Linked DNA regions of Homo sapiens: region 1 is linked to region 2. Evidence: chromatin loops called from intact Hi-C (ENCODE). Cell type or tissue: IMR-90. All regions are shown on one strand. Links, peaks and the distances in the headings refer to the core of each region. The heading gives the core; the rest is flanking DNA.

Region 1 (9,868 bases), core at 546-8,545, 220 kb before region 2:
ATTTAACAGTATAAGGGCATATTAATACATACAGCATAGGGAAATGAGTGGCCAGCTATATGCAGCAGTAGAAGCCTCAGGGATCACCGTGGACCACAAGCTGAAAAGCCTGTAACGCTAAGCTATTTAATAAGGGGCTAACAAGATATCTATGAACATTATCATTTTATTGGGCATAGCTGAGAAGAGTGTCATGTCCAAGTTTTGCATCTAAAAAGGATAAAGAAAACAAAGCCAGATGCTTGAGAAGAGAAAATATGATTATAGGATGAAACACACAAAGTGTAGTTATAAGAGCTGTGGGAGATACCTGCTTGTTAAAAGAAAAGTCACTAGAAAATTGTTAAGGCAGGTGATGAAGAGCTTACAAAAGGAAATGACAAAAAACCTTTGGTCTTAAAATGACATTTACAGTTTGCAATACATTTGATAATCTTTTTTATTTTCAACAGACATGTAAAAACAGCCATTTAGTAGGTGGAACAGGATTTTGGTTTGGTGGTACTAGGCTATGCTAATGTGTATGACATGGCACATTACCAGCTGCAGGCTTTATCCATTAGCCACTGAGTTTCTGACCTGCTGTCTATTGTGTAGAATCTGAACAAGCTGACTGCTGAAATGCAGTTTGCTGGCCAGTGAACTGAAAGATGCAATAGTAAGCCATCTTCATTTGTCACCATGTGCTTGTATCTGTTTAATTTGTGCACCTTAAAATCCTATGGTGTATTCCATGGCCAATATGCCATCTCCTAGATTACAGATGAGGGACAAGCCAGGTGAAATGGTACAACTGGCCACAGGCCACATAGCTGACCAATGGTAGAACTGAGACTTGAACCAGGGTCTCAGGCTCCAAATCTATTTTCCTTATGTTCCTCTCCCAACTTGCCTGGGGGTAGAGAGCTATACCAAATTTTCCTTCTTTCTTTTTTTGCAAATGACCACGTTATAGTCAATAATCTATATCCAATAACTAGGTTAAGGCAAGCAGGGCCAACACATGTTCTCAGAATCTTAGATGTCAAAAATCTTCATGTTTAGAAAACACTCAGCTCATAAAAAGACATTTATTCTCTCTTAATTGTGTATTTGAGCTGTAGCTAGAGGAATGGAATTAAATATTGAAAAGGGAGAGGACTTATTATATACTGAAATTATTTAGAAAAGTTGTGTGGGCCAGGCTCAGTGGCTCATGCCGGTAATTCCTGCACTATGGGAGGCCAAGGTGAGAGGACTGCCTGAGCACAGGAGTATGAGACCAGCCTGGGCAACATGATGAGACCCTGTCTCTATAAAAATATTAAAAATTAGCTTAGCATAGTGGTGCATGCCTATAGTCCCAGATACTCAGGAGGCTAAGGTGGGAGGATCACTTGAGCCCAGAAGGTTGAGGCTATAGTGAGCTGCAGGGCCACCACTGAACTCTAGCCTGAGTGACAGAATGAGGGACCCTGTCTTTAAAAAAAAAAAGAGAGAAAAGCTGTGAAATCTCTTGAGATTATTTCCCTCCCCACTGCCCCAATAAAACAATTGTATGAATTCTCATCCTGGTAGAATGCTTTACATATGACGAAGAATGGGCTCTCTGCCCTTTCTGAATTCCTTTTGGCCTTATGATTTAATGACACTTGAAGAATTTGGGCTTGCTACATCAACTGAATGAATGGATTAGTTGCTTCATAGAACAAAGCAAAAAAATGTTTTGTTGGTGAGATCTGCATCAAGCATCTGTGGCTTGACAGAGGGCTCATTTTCTCAAGGTTCACTTGAAATTTCTTCCTCAGTGGTTCTATTTTTCAGTCTTTGAGGTTACTAAAAGTAACTGGTTCTGGATAAAATAACCACCCCCAAAAGCTGGAAGAGGTGTGGCAAGATCGCTTAGGCCAAATCACCTGGAGTTCTGCCATGTAACAGCAACATAGAACATAATCGTGAATGTTTATTGTATGCGGTGATGCAAAGCAAAAATTGCCAATTAAAATGATCCATACCCACAACCTAGGCTAAGGCAAATAGAGTCAACCACATCTCTTAAGAGAAGTTCTGGTTTTGTTATTTTAGAGGGTGAATTTTCATATTCTGAGTTAGTCCATAATATTTAGAAAAATAACATTCTCATCTTAAGGAAAAAATATAAAAGAGAGGCAATTAATTGTTAGTAACTAAAAAAAAAAACATTTCCAGGCAGAAAAGATTTAGAGAAGGAAATGTTACAGGTAAAGACAACGGAGTAACTTCTAAACAAAGATGGAAGGCATATTTCTCACATCCATAGGATGCCAATGAGGGTGCAGGGAACAGGGCATACACAGAGGCACACAGACAGCCCAGTGTGCCAGAGTAGCCTGAGGCAGTCCTAATGTTCAATGTAAACCACACATAAGAAGCCTTTCTTTTCCTCAGCTCTCAAGAAACATACAGCTTTTGTGGCATGAACCATCAACCAGAAAAAGCACATTCATGAAATTGAGCTGTGTTGACAACTGTGGGCAGGCATTTTTCTTGGTCTTTAACCAGTTCTTCCAGTGATAATGTCAGACACTGACCAACATATATCTAGATCCTGACTGATATTTGTATATTAGCTGTTCTAAAGTTTTTCCTTGTCATACTTCGTAGAGTTTACAAACTTTTATGTAGACATGACAGTTTACTAAGACTTCATGCTACACAAAGACTCTATGTATGCTCTCATACCTACACCTATAAGCACTGCAGCTCTGTGCAAATACTGATGCATCTGTACAATAACCTTCAAAATAGTTAGTGGTTTTCTAAGAGCCAGGAGTTGAGGATTTATGTAACTTTTGAACTGGTTTGAGTCATCAGGCAAAAAACATAAAGAAAAGTCATTCTTTCATTTTTTTGAGACAGTGTCTCACTATGTTGCCCAGATTGACCTCTAACTCCTGGGTACAAATGATCCTCCTGCCTCAGCCTCCTGAGCAGCTGGGACTATAGGCCCATGTCACCGTGCCCAGCTAGTTATTCCTATTTGCTCATTGGCATGTATTGAGTATCAATCTATTATGCTCATGTTGGCACGGCCTATGCAAATATACTTAGGATGAACATATTGGGTGAAAAATCCTCTTGTACTGACTAGATGGCAGTAAAAAGGTATATGTGATCGCATAAGTGGGTAGTAATTGGCTACAGGTGTCTGAGGGGGCCTTAGGGAAGCAAGAGGAAGGAGACCTGGAGAATAGCTGGCTAACAACCGTGGACACCAAAACAAGTCAGGTCAGTCAGTTACAGAAGAGATATCTATGTGCAAGCATGAGGTAGGGTTTTTAGCTTTCTCATGTGTGTTCTCAAATTAAGCTCCAACACCAGAAACAGCATTGGTCAGCAGGTCTAGAGGATTTTGGACTAACTGAGGAGGTCCTTGATTGCCACACAAACTGGCACTGCCTACTGCCAAGGCCAGAACGCTAAGAAGAAAATGAATGCTGCTTAAATTTAAGAATGTCCTTAAATTACTACTATCTTCACCTCTCCTAGGCTTACCACTAATCTTTTTTTTTTCAGTGGTTCATTTTAAGATCTGAAAGTGAAACAGCCATTACCAAAAAATAAAATAAAATAAATTTTCTCCCTAAATTTCCAAGCTTCATAAAGATACACATATATTCTAGGGAGCAATAATTTAGAGCAATTAATAGACGTTTTTAGTTATAGAAAGTTACCAGTATGTGTGGCTTCTTTTAATGACATTCAAATATAGCAACTCTATGTAATTACCAACCTGTATTAATGTAGCTCTCATGAGGAGCTACAAAAGATCTGCATGATCATCAAGAGGGAGACTAGAGGACAGAGAAGGTAGGAATGGAGCCCAGCCAGAAAGATGCAGTGAAACTTAATCACTGTAATTTAGACTTTGTCACTGAGTCCCAGGTACAAGCTCTTTTAAGCACTGTCAAGATATCTCTACATTAATTGCTGTTCCTGTCTTCTGAGGACACAAACACTCTAATTTGCTGTGATTTTAGTTTTTCTATAGCAATGTGCATTTGGTGGCTAAGTCCCCTTTCCTCCAGAAAAGGCAGGCTGCTAAAGCTCTGATTATCCAACTCACTCTGCCAAGATCAACATACCAAAGTCTCAAAACATCCCTACTTACCAGAGTCTAGAAATGAATGTGACTCAAATGAGTGGGTGAGAAGCTCTGCCACCCTCCCTGAATGGCCACATTCTTCTCTTCTCTAGTAAGTTTGACTTTCAATAGGAGAGTTATTTCTAAAGGATGATTTCAATGATTCTGCATTCTTCCAGTTAGAAGCAGAAAATTTAGATAATCCTTTGAGGCCTTCAGGCAGCTCCAGTCAGCACATTCAGATAATGCAAACCCAGATGCTTTTTTCAGGGAGCTTTGTTGATCCCCTGGGATTTGTTAGATAATGGCACAGCCGCACATTCTGTGCTTTGGTTTCAGGGGCCCAGCTCTTTCCAATCTCACTCCATGGTGATGCCATTTGAGACAAGATCTCTATAACCAACTTTCTTCTGCCATCACATTGGACCAGAGAAATATTTTCAGATGGAAGACATTCTTAAAAAAAGGCATCCTCCTTTCAAAATGACAAATTGAAAACCAAAGAAATAGGAGTCAAACTAAACTTAAAAACCAGAGAGAAACTATTCAGATATGCAAAATGTTCTAAGTCAATGCACAGTCTACTGAGATGGGGATGTGCCAAGAACAGCCAGCGAGTGTCATCATTCTGTCTTGTGTGATTCTGTCTATATGGTTATGGCATCTGATGCCCACTTCCTGTTCTACTTTGGCAAACACATCTCTTATACCATTTGAATCAAACAATCTACTTTCTGAATTGTGGAACGGAATACATAGTACTCAAGAATACTGAGACTACTTTCCCAATTTCCTTTTGCTTGGAAGCCATGGAGTTTCCAGACCTATCACCATCATTTTGAGATCTGCAATGTGGTAGTGGTAAACAGAAACAAAACTAGTGAAAGGCTTCATTCCATGGGGCCTGACATTTTAAATGAAGGGAAGCTCAATGATAAGTAGCGATAGAGACTCCATGAGAAAACAAAATACTTAGCTGGTCAAGTGAAAGCAATCCAAATTAAGTAGAGGATGTCCTCTCTCCTTAAGGTTATCTGGGGTTTACTGACAGATTATGTGCCTAGATTTCCATTTGAAAAATAAAAACTAAATTAAGCCTCTCTATTACTTTTCTTTTTCTTTCTTTCTTTCTTTTTTTTTTTTTTTTTTGAGACAGAATCTCACTCTGTTGCCCAGGCTGGAGTGCAGTTGTGTGATCTTGGCTCACCGCAACCTCTGCCTCCTGGGTTCAAGCGATTCTCCTGCCTCAGCCTCCCAAGTAGCTGGGATTACAGGTGCCTGCCACCATGCCCAGCTAATTTCTGTACTTTTAGTAGAGACGGGGTTTCACCATGTTGGCCAAGCTGGTCTCAAACTCCTGACCTCAAGTGATCTGCCCACCTCGGCCTCCCAAAGTGCTGGGATTACAGGCGTGAGCCACCACGCCCAGCCTCTACTATTTTTCTTGCGGTCATAATCATAGCAGACCCAGAAGACAGCAAGGTTAGATGGTCTCACACATTGATCAATGACTGACAACAATCGAAGATAAAAGGAGAAACCACACAGAGATCAACAGGCCTAAAAAGACAGTGATGGAATGCTTCTTCCCTATGTGGATCTTGTCACATTGGGGATTTTAGGCTCCAATCAAGAGGAAACGACAAATAGTATTTATTTTATCTAGAGGTGTGATCTCCAAGGATACAGGGGAATGTGTACTTTCCTATTCTGAAAGGTATGTCTAATTTTAGCTACACGTTTCTATTGGACATCCCCCACTCTCAACCCATTGCTGCCAGGAGCCAATTACTGAAAAAAAGTTACAATGTAAATATCAGGTAAGTGAGGTTCTCGGCTTGAGAGGCACGTAAAGGACGTGCTTGGCATCGCAAACGATGCTCTGTTACTCAGAAAAGACCTCTGTCTTTTAACAATATGGTCAATATTTTAAAAACATAGTCTTCAAAAGCTTGTCCCAGTATACATTCCCTATTACTCACCGAAAGCCAACATTACAAAATTACAAATTTCCTCTCAAATTGTAGTAGCCAGGAACATTATTTTAAAAATCAAATCCAACTTTAAAAAGAATAAATCTGCAAAATTTTCTCACAGTTTAAAATAATGCACTAAAATTGCAGGATTAAAGTATTTTGAAGGCAAATAAAGGGCATTAAACATATAAAAATAATTGTCACTGCAGAAAAACCTCCTTTCCTTATACACTATTGAGCAAAGTAAAGTGGGCTGAGGCCAGGGAACTGGGCTTAGGTCTGGGCTGGGAATCAGACAGCGGGGAAGGGTGGTTACCTTGTGTGGGAAGCAGCATCGTTTATACTGAAGGTGCTGTTCTCCCTTGTCAGAGGGGTCGAGCCGGCTTGGCTCTTGCTGTGTATGTCTAAGCTCAGGGAAGACTCTGTTTTCCGGTCCAGGCCGTGGCTCTCTGTCTCCAAAGTCCGATCTGCCATGGAGATTACTTCACTGGAGCTGTGCCATAGGGGTGCCACTTTCTCCTTGCCTGGCCCTGAGCGAGGTGACGATGTGGCAGCCCCCAGCGAGGCTGTGCTGCCGTGGCTGGGGCCATAAGAGGTGGTGTCAATGCCACTGTCAGCAGAGGTGCCTTGCAGATAGTTATAGCTGTTGAGTTCGGATTCTGTGCGGTCCCCATCGTACCACTTCTCATCACTATGGGCACTTGACGCATTGCTGGAGAGAGTATTGCTACTGGAGTGGCTCGAGTAGTGGCTATCAGACTGCAAGAGAAGCAGAATTTATTTGAGTGCAAAGTTTTGCTTCCTGAACAAGAGAATAACAGAAATGACACTGTGATTAATTTCTAGTTATAGGGCTCTGAAGGCCTAAAAGTTCCAATAATGACTAGTCACAGTAAGACAGGGAACCTATGTCACTATGGTCCATTCAGAAGTATCCATGGTAAAGGGTACTAGAAACGTGTTTTTTTTTTTTAATCTATTTTTCATTATTTGATTTATGCTAAAGTATCAATACTATTGAGATTATTTTAGTCAGGAAGAAATTTAAATTGTCATTGAAGTTTTAGTATCTTAAAAGAGAAAGGAAATGACATTTCCAAAGGGATTATAATTAGAAAGCATGTTAATTCTAAAAGCCCTATTTGTTCAGAGTAAATAGAAGGCTGAATATAAGACTTATGTCTAGAGAGACCTCCTTCCCCAATTAGCCTCTGTTTAGGAGACAGCCTTCTAAGACATGCTTTGAGGTGAAATTTATACAGAGGTACCAAGGCAATTCAATGGGGAAAAAATTAGGTTTATCATGAAATGATGGTGAGACAACTGAATATTCACATGCAAAAAAGAATAAAGTTGGAACTGGGGCAGTGGCTCACACCTATAGTCCCAGCACTTTGGGAGGCCAAGGCAGGTGGATTGCTTCAGCTCAGGAGTTCAAGCCCAGTCTGGGTAACACAGCAAAACCCCATTTCTACAAAAAATACAAAAATTAGCCAGGCATGGTGGTGCCTGCCTATAGTCCCAGTTATATAGGAGGCTGAGGTGGGAGGATCGCTTGAGCCCAGGAGGTTGAGGCTACAGTGAGCCGAGATTGTGCCACTGCACGGCATTCCAGCCTTGGTGACAGAGTGATACCCTGTCTCAAAAAAAAAAAAAAAGAAAGAAAGAATAAAGTTGGATCCTTACCATATAGAAAAATAAACTCACAAATGATCAAAGATCTAAATGTAAAAGCTAAAACTATAAAGCTCTTACAAGAAAACATATGTGTAAGTCTTCAGGACCTCCAGTTATAAAATGGTTTCTTAGCTATGACAACAAAAGCATATGAAACAAAAGAAAAAAATAAACTGGACTTCATAAAAATTTAAAACTTTTGTGCTTCAAATAACCCAATTAAACAATGGGCAAATGATTTGAATAGACATTTCTCCAAAAAAAAAAAAAAAAACAAAAAAAAAAAAACACCAAAAAACAAATGTCCAACAAGCACATCAAAAGATATTCAATACCATTAGTTATTAGGGAAATACGAATCAAAACCACGAGATGCCACTTTGGCTATAATAAAAAAAAGCCAGATGATAATGAATGTTGGCAATGTTGGGTATATAAAATGGGGTGGTAACTATGGGAAAACAGCTGCAATTCTACGTTGGTATATATATATACCCAAGAGAAATAAAAAGGCATGTTTCATTGTACGTGGATGTTTACAGCCAAATTATTCATAATAGTCAAAAAGTAAAACAAAAAAAAAATCCAAGTGTCCATCAACTAATATATGGATTAAAAAATAGGGTATATCCGTAAAATGGAATATTATTCAGCTATGAAAGGGAATGAAGTACTGATTCATGCTACAACATGGATGAATCTTGGGAACATAATCAGCGAGAGAAGCCAGGCTCAAAAGGCCACATATTGTATAATTTCATTTGTATGAAATGTCCAGAGTAGGCAAATCCAGAGAGAGAAACTGGTGACTGTCTAGGTCTCCCAGGGGATGACAAGCAGTCGGTGGTGGTGACGAAAATGCCCAGGAATCAAGCAGTGCTGGCCGGATAACTCTGTGAAAATGCTGCTACAACTCACTCAATTGTATATTTTAAATGGGTAAATACTATGGTATGTGAATTATATCTCAATTTAAAAAACATATAGAACTCTTTCCATATGCTGGCTTAGATGCTTAGAAAGAACATTTTATAGAGTTTCCCAAATAAGAATTTAAAAGATATCTGAATAAAATAATATTTTAAATTAGAGGGAGGCGGGAAGTCTAGATGATTGCTGGAGATTAAAAGAGAAGAGAAGGAACTGTGTGTGTGTGCGTGTGTGTGTGCGTGCGTGTGTGTGTCTTTTGGTAGAGGAAGGAGCAGGCTCTTCATTGGCTAAGGGGAGGGGCAGGAGTAGGACATGCCAGTTTCTTTTTTTTTTTTTTTTTTGACGGAGTCTTGATCTGTCACCCAGGCTGGCGTGCAGTGGCATGATCTCAGCTCACTGCAACCTCTGCCTCCCGGGTTCAAGCGGTTCTCCTGTCTCACAGCCTCCAGAGTAGCTGGGACTACAGGTGTGTGCCACCACACCTGGCTAATTTCTTGTATTTTTAGTAGAGACGGTTTCATCATATTGGCTAGGCTGGTCTCAAACTCCTGACCTCAAGCGATCCACCTGCCTAGGCATTCCAAAGTGCTAGGATTACAGGTGTGAGCCACCGTACCCAGCCACCAGTTTCACCTCAAAGTGAAACATCTCTTCCCCTTGAAAAAATAATCAATCCCACTTACTTTATTGGTGTTACTCTAGTTTTTCTCAATAACAACTTACTAAGTGCTGTAATAAAGCCTTCATTTATTCTTAATAGGACAGAACTTCTTTAGCTCCAGACCTGTGCTGTGAAATCTGGTGACCCTTAGTCATGTGTGGCTATTGAGTACTTTTAACATGGCTGGTTTGAATTGAGATGTATCAAGAGTGTAAAGTATATAATCCATTTCTACAGAAACATAATGGGAACCATATATGTAATTTTAAATTTTCTAGTAAAAAGTAGAAAAGAAACATGTGAAATTAATTTTAATAATATATTTTATCTAGCCCAATGTGCCCAAAATATTATTTTACCATGTAATCAGTATAAAAATTATTAACGAGGGAGGGGAAATTTATAGATCAATTGGGATAATCTATCATTTACAAGTAGATTTGTGACAATATCACATTGTCACAACTTGCCTCAGTAAATATTTTCCTCATAGAAAGGTTTTCCTCAGAAAACCTTTCTCTT
Region 2 (9,868 bases), core at 1,208-9,207:
GGAGTAACCAGCCTGGGCAATATAGTAAGGTCCCATCTCTACAAAAAATTTTAAAAATTAGCTGGATGAGGTTGCGTGTGCCTATAGTCCCAGCTACTATTGAGGCTGAAGCGGGAGGATCGCTTGATCCTAGGAGGATGAGGCTACAATAAGCCAAGATCATATCACTGCACTCCAGCCTGGGTGACACAGTAAGTAAGACCCTGTCTCAAAAAAAAAAAAAAAAAGAAAAGAAAAGAAAATCTCAATTAGATACTATGACCAAACGGGATTCATCTTAGCAAGTATGGTTTAACATCCAAAAATCAATTATTATAACCTCCAAAAGTCAATTAATTTAATACAACATATTAATAAAGGACAAAAAGCCACACGATTATATCAATATATACAGAAAAAGCACTTGAAAAATTTAATTCAACACCACTAATGATTTAAAAAGAAAAAGAAAAAAAGCCTTAGTAAACCAGGAACATAAGGGAACTTCCTCAGCCTGAACAAACATCATACCAACAGTAAAAGACTGAAAGCTTTCCCTCTAACATCAGGAACAAAACAAGGACGTCCACTGTCACCATTTCTATTCAACAATCCAATGAAGATTCTAACTGTTACAAGAAGGCAAAACAAAATAAAACAGAACAAAAATTAAAGGCATCTGAATAGGACAAGAAGGTGTAAAACTGATAACCTTCCAAAGCCTCAATTGTAGAGATTTTTCAATACTCACACAAGCACTACCCAATCAGAGAACTCATGTTTAAAAGCAAAAGCCCCTGTGCTATTGCATGGTAAAGACTGAACCACGGAGTCCCTTCGGGCTGGCCTGCCCACATCATCAGTGATCAGGAGTATAAAGTTCCTTCATAATATTAAAAAACAAACAAAATGCTGAATCTATCCTTTAAGGAGTAATAAAAACAAATATTTGCTGAATTAAAATTTATTCATAAAATATCTGACGTTTTCCAAATATAAACACACGTTAATTTTCTTAATCCATTTGAATAAAATCATATAGACTTTATAGTATCAGCTTCACTGCTAACAGAACATACATAACCTTTGTTCCACTGACTGCTTTTAGGTAAGAAACAATAATCCAAGTTTCCAGCCTGTGCTATATATTCTGATGAGGGATACTTTGGTGATGATACTTTGTCAAAATACTTTTTTTGTTGTTCAACATTATGTCCTTGGAGAAACATAATGAAAGTCTCCTCAGTCACTCTGGTTAATCAATTTAATTGTTTCTCTAGAAGTCACATCCACAAAAATAATTGAATTTGTATTGTTCACAAACATAGCAGTAAAACAAGACCTCCCATCTGCCCAAGTAGTTCTTCAACAACTACTTTCGCCAGGTGCAATAGCTCACACCCGTAATCCCAGCACTTTGGGAGGGTGAATGGGGAAAACTGCTTGAGCCCAGGATTCAACACCAGCCTGGGTAACATGGTGAAACCCCATCACTCCAAAAATAAAAAAAACTGGGGGCGTGGAGGGTTTGGGCACCTGTAGTCCTAGCTACTCAGGAGGCTGAGGCAGGAAAATTGCTTGGGCCCAGGAGTTCAAGGCTGCAGAAAGCTACAGAGCTACAGTCACACCACTGCACTCCAGCCTGGGTGACAGAGCAAGACCCTGTCTCTAAAAAAATAAATACCTATGTTTTGGGGGAGGGATAAAGGGGCAGGCACCACAGATATATTCTTTCGATATAAATTGATTTGGAAATTGGAGAACAGTTACATAAGTAAAAGAGATCCCAGATTCTGCCTTCCGGGACAACAAAAAAGGAGGTAAATGTATGAAAATGCCATTTACTGGCTGGGCACAATGGCTCATGCCTATAATCCCAGCACTTTGGGAGGCCACGGTGGGAGAATTGCTTGAGCCCAGGAGTTTGAGACCAGCCTGGGCAATAGAGTGGACCCCATCCCTACATTAAAAAAAAAAAAAAAATCTAGCCAGGCATGGTGGCATATGCCCATGGTCCCAGCTACTTGGGAAGCTGAGATGGATCGCTTGAGCCTGGGAGATTGAGGCTGGAGTGAACCATAATTGTGCCCTGGGCGAGAGAGTGAGCTCCTGTCTCTGAAAAATAAGAGCGGCTTTCACTCACAAATATTCTGACCACTAAAGAGCTACCGCACGGGCCTGGTCCTATCACACAGTCTTCAAGTCTGAAGCAGACAGCAGAGGTTGTTTATATCCAGAGTTTATATTAACATGACCTATATCCAGAAAACTGCTATCTGCCTCAACAGATGTCCACACTATTAAACAGCTCTGTCAAGCTCTTTCAGAATCAAAGATTTTTCTTAAAGAAAAGGAACACACTAAAATTGTCACCTGTAAACCCCACTTCTGGCTCTTTTTTAACAGGGCATCAAGCTGACCCTTTATGCTGTTGGAAAAAAACACGGCTATATTGAAGATTAAAACTTCTAAACTAATAAAAACAACACCACAGTTCTAAATTCTCTCCTGCCTCATCTCCCCTTGAAACTTCAAGCAATCCACACTTGCTCCTTCCTGCCAAATCCTTGCTGTAACTGTGCCATCAGGCTGCTAGCACGAAAAACTGAGTTACTATACCACCCTCTTTGCACTCAGCCCTGGTAGTAGCCAATATTTCCCAACACAGCCAAACAAAGACCTTGTTGTCAAGGACAGGCATCTCGGCCAATGCTAGCTACCGTGGTGCCTCGCCATTACACAGGTTGAAATACAGTCAAATCATTAGGTGACAGAGGGGAGATGGTGCTGACAGACTTGGATTAGCAGAAACAGGACAGCATTTTTCCCACACACGCACAACCCGAACTATAATAAATGAGGATTATCAGGTAAATTCTCATAATTCTCTTCATTTACAATTTACTGAAAATGTAGCCTACAAATGCCAACTCTTCATGTGGGGGGGCGGGGGAAGGGGTGTGTGTGTGTGTGTGTGTGTGTGTGTGTGTGTGTGTGTGTGTGTGTGTGTTTGAAATAAAACATTAAGCCTGAAACGGTGGCTCACGCCTGTAATCTCAGCACTTTGGGAAGCCAAGGCAGGCTGAGCATTTGACTGTTGTTCCAGCTACTTGTGGGGTTGAGGTGGGAGGATTGCTTGAGCCGGGGAGGTCGAGGCTGCAGTGAGCCATGATTGCACCACTGCACTCCAGTCTGGACGACAGAATGAGATTATCTCAAAACAACAATAACAACAACAACAACAACAACAAACAGGTTGCTCCCTAATACTACTGCTTATATTGCTTCTAGAGCACTGATTACAGTTCATATGTCCATATTTGTTTCATTTCTCTTCCACTAAGCCATTAAGTTCCATGAAGATAAGTACAATGTCAGTTTGGAGATATACTGTCCCCAGAACCTAGGCCTGACACATAGAAGGGGCTCAAGGGGAAAAAGAGGAATGAATGATGATCACCAAAAGGAACAACTGTAATTTAAACTTCAGAGAACTGAACCCAAAGATAGCTCAGAGTTTCCAAGAGCCACATTCAGTTTGCTTGAGTATCCTGCTGTAATGAAGGAAAAACAAAACTGAAATTAAAGAGACTCTTGAAAATCAACTGGTAGTTGACATTTCCTTTCCAATGAGTTAGAAATATATTAATAGGTGAATTTAATTTCTTTTTATTTTTAAATATCGACATCCTGTCTGTTTGAAGGGAGGACTCTGAGGATTAAAAAGGGTAACTACTTAAGCACTCAGTGATATACAGAGCATTATAAAATATTAGGATATGATAAATATCATTGCTACTAAGTTAAATAAGCAAACTTCCCAGTATCAGGAACAGGCATCTTCATTCCTATTAAACCCCTACCTTTGAAAATGTTCTCTACGATGTATGTACGATATCAGGTAGCTAAAACTTAAGGTCATCTTTATAAAGAAATTCTACTTTTTATAGATTCAGCATTTATGTTATTATGAAAAAATAACTATTGTAAGCAATTACTTTGCTTTTGTTCAAATGGGTATACAACAAAGAAAAAATGATAAATGCTTCCAAATGTTTCCACAAGTGTTTCAAATAATGTTGCTGTATGACACTTTGTAGGAGCTAGTTAATGGCACAACAATCTTGGAGATGTTCACACATCACCTGTGTGGGCAATGCAAAAATATTCACAGAGGTCCTCTGTTGGAAACACATCAATTATTATAATAACATGGACAATACATCCTCTTATAAATAAAATACAAGTTTAAAAACCCACATTTTCTTTTTTAAAAATACTTATTTTGATGTAAAAAAAAATTTAGACACAGTTAGTCACAAAATAATTTATAATTTTGTGTTGCTGAAAAGTACCAAAAAGACATAATGTTAAGCACTGACACCATTAAAAGGTATCATCAGCCTCAAGGAAACTATTACACAAAGGTGTTGGTTAAGATGATAATCATTAAGACTACAAGAAAAGTGGTGCCCAGAAATAAATACAGGTTTTCCTACATCAAAATAAATGCTTAAGTAACACTGTTAAATCATGAAGAAAAAAAAATATTGTCCTTCAAGGTTATTTTTTAATGAAATCAAAATAACTTATTACCACTTTGTTTCAATTTTAGTTGAAATTTTAGGCAATAATTTAACTATATCTATGCAAGCTCAATATATGTTCACTTCTCTGATTATTAAAAAGTTAGCAATAACCTTCTCTACTCCAATCTTACCCTATTAACATATCTGTTTAACACATTCTATGTAAACCTTAGACTTGTGTGTGATAAATGAGGCTTGAAAGAATCCCTCCATATTTTGATAACTGATTATTCACTTGCATAAATGAATAATGTTAAGTTGCAACATATGATAAACTGACTTCCAGCCCCGTGAGAGCTGCCACTAGTCTTACCTTTCTCATTTGTAGGTTTAATAACATTTACAAGCCTGTCCAACCCACAGCCCGCAGGCCACATGCAGCCCAGGACAGCTTTGAATGCGGCACAACACAAATTCATAAACTTTCTTAAAACATTATGAGATTTTTTGGCAATTTTTCTTTTTTTCTTTTTTTTTTTTTAAGCTAATCAGCTATCATTAGTGTTAGTGTACTTTATGCGTGGCCTGAGACAATTCTTATTCTTCCAGTATGGCCCAGGGAAGCCAAAAGATTGGACATCCCTGATTTAGGCAGTCTCCAGAGGAAAAATTCCTGACTCACCTAAATCACACTGAAGAATATATCAATACAATGGTCTTATTACCTTAAAATTAACCTGTTAAATTTTCTTTCCATGTTCTCTAACCTTTCCTAGTCAAACTGGAAAATATCCAATAAAATTAGTGTAGAGAAACCATACTCAATTCTATAACGAATAATCTCTCATCTTCTCACGAATTTCCTGGAAGTAATGAGTGTGGACTGAAGAAGCAGACATATAGCACACAGACTGGGTCCCAAGTTACAAGCACACTGACGTTATCTAGCTTCAAAGGCATACTGCCTTTCAGAGTCTAAAACAGAGCGATGTGCATCATAAGAGATAGCCTATCAGATCCCTAGGCCCCAAATGTACCAAAGGTCAGTTTTCTAAAGGCAATGTCTATTTTTAAACGAATATAAGTTGGGTTCTAAATCTGACCTCCATTTAAATGATCAACTGGGGAGGAATGTCTGGCTGGACTCCTAAGCAGTTTAAGTTGCTTGTGGAATGGTCCAAACAAAGTTCATTTTATACACAACACACAAAGATTCTCTTAGCAGCAGGCGTCTTCCACAGAGGCAAGAGCAGCAGCTGTGAACAAGGAGCCATCCTGCAGCTGAGGAGCCTGGAATTTACTTCTTCACATAACTGATAAAAGCAGGCCATTCTCCACTAAGATGGTTTGGGAAAACCAATTTCCGAGTGCTCAGTATAAAAGAATGAGCATATTTTATGAAAAACAGAGCATATTTTCAGTGGCGTGCAGAGTACATGAATACCATCCAGAAGAAGATGCCAACAAAAACCTACAGTATTTTCAAGCTTCCTCACAGTACTCTTCTCTTCACAAAGTACAAGTTCACAGCCTACACTGACCAAGAGTCTCAGTGACAAGGAAGAAAGAGTTTTCTTTTGAATTTTGTGTTCAGAAACAGGAAAATAAAGGAAAACCATGAATTTCCTATTACAACATCTCTTAGAGATAATTATGGCATCAACTGATAATTTTGGAAATTTTCATCATTCTCAATTTTGAAGAAGCCTCAAAGCACTGGGAACTTTTACAGCTTTTTAAAAATTATTTTTCATGGGTACTACAACAGTGGTATAAGGTTGGCACTAGCATACTGTACTAGTTGGGAAATTATGTCCTATCCATTTTAATATCCACATTTGAAAAATCACTTCCAGGACAGAGTGAAATTCTAAAACAAATACACCTCTGAAAACACATCTATAAACATAGAACTACATAAATTATATATATATATTTTAAGCCAAAATAATAGTAATTCAGTAAACTCCATTTAATAAACTATTAATAATCAGTAATGAAAGTGAATATAGCAGATGTGCCCATTTGTACATGTCACTAACAAGGTCTGCCTTCTCTCATTAGCCAGTAGTTCTGGCCCCCTCCACCACGCCTAAAGATAAACCAACACAGTGAGTCAGAGGGCAGAGCAAAGCCAGACATCTCCTTTTCTAGATATCTGAACAATCAGACTTTAAGATTCAAAAAGTATCGACCATGAGAAGTGAAAGCATAGCATCTGCATCAAAAGCCTTGATTTGTCATGGCACCTACACACTGAGGATGGGGTGTATGTGTATGTATCTGTCTGTCTCCCCCAGTTCCCTGGAAAATCCTAAAGGTAAAGACTACTCTTGTTCTCTTTTGCAGCTCTAGAACCCAGCATATAGCAGATATTCAAGTGTTAAATGACAACTTGAGCAAATGAATACAGATCTCCTACAATGAGTCTTCCAATGACAAATAATTATAGCTCTCAATTATGCCCTGGTATCTGCATGAGGTCCAGCTCATTCAATAAAACAAAGCATGGTGAAAAACTGCTGTTCCTCACCTCATTCTTTACCTCTGGGATCCACAGATCTCACTTCCTCATGTCCCCAAGAGCTGAGCAGAGTGAAAGTGGACACTGGAGAGCTCTAGGTAGTCTTCCTTTCTCCTCTTCCTGCTCACCCATGCACACTCATTCATTACATATTTAATGGGTACCTACCATGCCCTATACACCATACACAGATGCCAGGAATAGCTCTAACACACCATAGCAACTGCCCTCCAAGAATTTATCACTGAGAAAAGCAGAGAAGTTACTGCAATGCAATGTGAAAAAATGATGGATATACAGAATGCATGCTTCCTATGAGAAGTCAGGCACTGTTTGGAGTATTTACAGGAACTATCTCATTTTCTCCATATCACCACTGCTTAACTTCCTCTCTATGATGCGGTAGGCAGAGACCAGGGAACATTCAGTAGGAACACCTAAGCCACTAAACCAGCCAGGAGCACCTGAGCCACTAAACCAGTCAGAAGGTGATGGGGAGGGGAGGGAAAACAGCACGCATGTGAAAAGAAGGCTGAGCAGAAGACGTGAAACCTGAAGGATCAAAAGAAGTTTCCAGGTTGAAGAGGAGTAAGCAGAACTTTTCATGCAGAGAACTTACCAGGCAGAAAAATCCAGAGGGAAGAAAGACCACCGTGCCATCAGAAGATTATGGCAGAATTTGGTACTGAATCAGCGTAGCTACCCAAAGCAGTTCTTAACATGCTAGGGAGAGAGCTTTCAAGAGTTCTATCTAAAGAAGGGCCTCTGTGAGAAAGAAAGACCGGATAATTTTACATAAATATTTCTAAAACATGCGCCTTTAGAAGAAGCATGAAAAAATTTATTAATTTGTAGCACGTAATATCAATCCTGTTCTATTTTTAAACCCTGAATAATATTTATAGATTTAAAAGATTACTTATTGGAAAGTAATAATGGTGCATTAAGAATTTTACAAAAGCATAGAAATGACCTGGGAAATAATTTGTCGAAAGCTGAAATATTTCTTTAAAATACTCTTAAATAACACCCTTCACTCTAAATTTTGGCAAGATGGTTAGGCAGATTCATGACTTAAAAAATAAAAGTTGTATTTGATGGCAGAAAGTCAACTTTTTCAAACTCAGTTTCCACTCCGCTCCCCTTCTTTAGCGATAGAAGTATCATTTTATTTGGGCTGGCAAAGTGCCCATTTAAACACCACACTTGAGCCTCCCTTGAAGATAGCAGTGGCCAAGGAGTTTCAAGTAGAAGTCAATGAGTAGAGATTCCAGAAAGTCTCATTTGCCTGTTTTCCTTTCCCCTCCTCTTGCAGACAACTAGGCTGGAGCTCCTGTGGATTTGGGGACAAAGGCCTTACACCCAAAAGGCTGAAAGCCAGGAGCCTGTGTCCTTTCCTGATGACTTGATAGAAACACCACCCCAAGTGGTTTCCCCACAGAAAATCGAACCCTGTATAGTCAGATAGCTGTTCCTACTAGTCAAACAGAAATTTCATTGCAGATGCTGGAGAATATTTAAAGTACACATGGTAAGATTTGGCAAAAAACAGTTGCAAATACATTTAGGGTATTAAAAATATTTCATGATTCACTATCTTTTTCTGTCTAAATCGCACATCCGTATGATTATGAAACATCTTTTTAAATCAAAATAAATGTTTTCCAATGTTTTCTTTGGGCAGGAAAGACACCCAGTTCTTGAAACATCTGATCTACTCTGGGTGCTGAATTAGGGAGAGTGAGTAGGGCCAACAGAAAGATCTCTGGAGAGAGGGTGTATAGGCAATGTAGGGGGGGAAATGGAAGTTAAACATCAACAACAACAAATGTAAGCAATTTACAAAAGCTTCCTTGTGTTTTACAAGCCAGGTGAATTGTTAGATAAGAATCAATTTGGGGGTCTATGCCCTAAACCAGCGGTCCCCAATCTTTTTGGCACCACAGACTAGTTTTGTGGAAGACAATTTTTCCACACACTGGGGGCAGTAGGGAATGGTTTCAGGATGATTCAAGTATATTACATTTATCATGCACTTTATTTTTATTATTATTACATTATAATACATAATAAAATAATTATACAACTCACCACAATGTAGAGTCAGTGGGAGCCCTAAGCAGGTTTTCCTGCAACTAGATGGTCCCATCTGGGGGTGATGGGAGACAGTGACAGATCATCGGGCATTAGATTCTCATAAGGAGCACGTAACCTAGATCCCTCACATGCACAGTTCACAATAGGGTTTGCACTCCTATAAGAATCTAATGCCACCACTGATCTGACAAGAGGCGGAGCTCAGGTGGTAATGGGCAATGGGGAGCAGCTGTAAATACAGATGAAGCTTCACTTGCCTGCTCACTGCTCACCTCCTGCTACGCAGCCCAGTTCCCAAGAGGCCACAGACTGGTACTGGTCCGTGGTCCGGGGGTTGGAGACCCCTTCTCTAAATGAATATCTGGTTGCCACTGCCCATCATCACAGGATTTCATGGACTTAACTGTAATAGCATTCTTCTGCTACTGATATCCTGTCATTTTATCTTTAAAAGGTAGAGCTGCTTTATGGCAACTTACCTGATAAGTGACACACATTTCATTTGGTTTTTGTGGAAACGTTATTGTACCTCTTTCTCTATTCCCACCCTCCAAAATAGCTAAAGGATCATGGGCAACGAATTACACTCATCTAAACTTAGTAATTCCACAGGGCTGGGATGGAGTAAGGGGAGGGGTACTCCTGTCTTTGTGCAGAATCAGAAGTCTACTGACTGCAGAAGAGTCAGGATCATGTTCTCTACTCTAACTTAACTCTAAGCATAGGTTTTGTTTAAAGC

Evidence for each region. A loop is a pair of places that touch in the nucleus more often than their neighbours do. Peaks named below come from ENCODE experiments on the same cell type or tissue, not always from the same donor. Only the 100,000 strongest peaks of a DNase experiment are listed, where the experiment ranks them.
Region 1: a loop joins it to region 2, with 2.1 times the contacts of the local background. A loop is called at or near these places in 2 of 110 quality-filtered maps.

What each region holds. Positions count from the first base shown.
Region 1 is chr14:71,706,191-71,716,058 of GRCh38, reverse strand. SIPA1L1 (signal induced proliferation associated 1 like 1) reads right to left here. Exons shown (of 24, transcript NM_001386936.1): 17 at 6,395-6,837. Among named protein-coding and RNA genes, the nearest start is that of RGS6, 220 kb to the left of the region's middle. In IMR-90, for the core only: no CTCF peak of the experiment used is centred there; DNase peaks (open chromatin) are centred at 1,608 and 4,138; H3K27ac peaks cover 2,879 bases.
Region 2 is chr14:71,484,883-71,494,750 of GRCh38, reverse strand. The region is part of intron 2 of SIPA1L1 (signal induced proliferation associated 1 like 1); the gene reads right to left. It overlaps LOC145474 (a long non-coding RNA gene), which reads right to left and starts at 6,890. Exons shown (of 1, transcript NR_027046.1): 1 at 5,037-6,890. In IMR-90, for the core only: no CTCF peak of the experiment used is centred there; DNase peaks (open chromatin) are centred at 2,190 and 5,700; H3K27ac peaks cover 441 bases.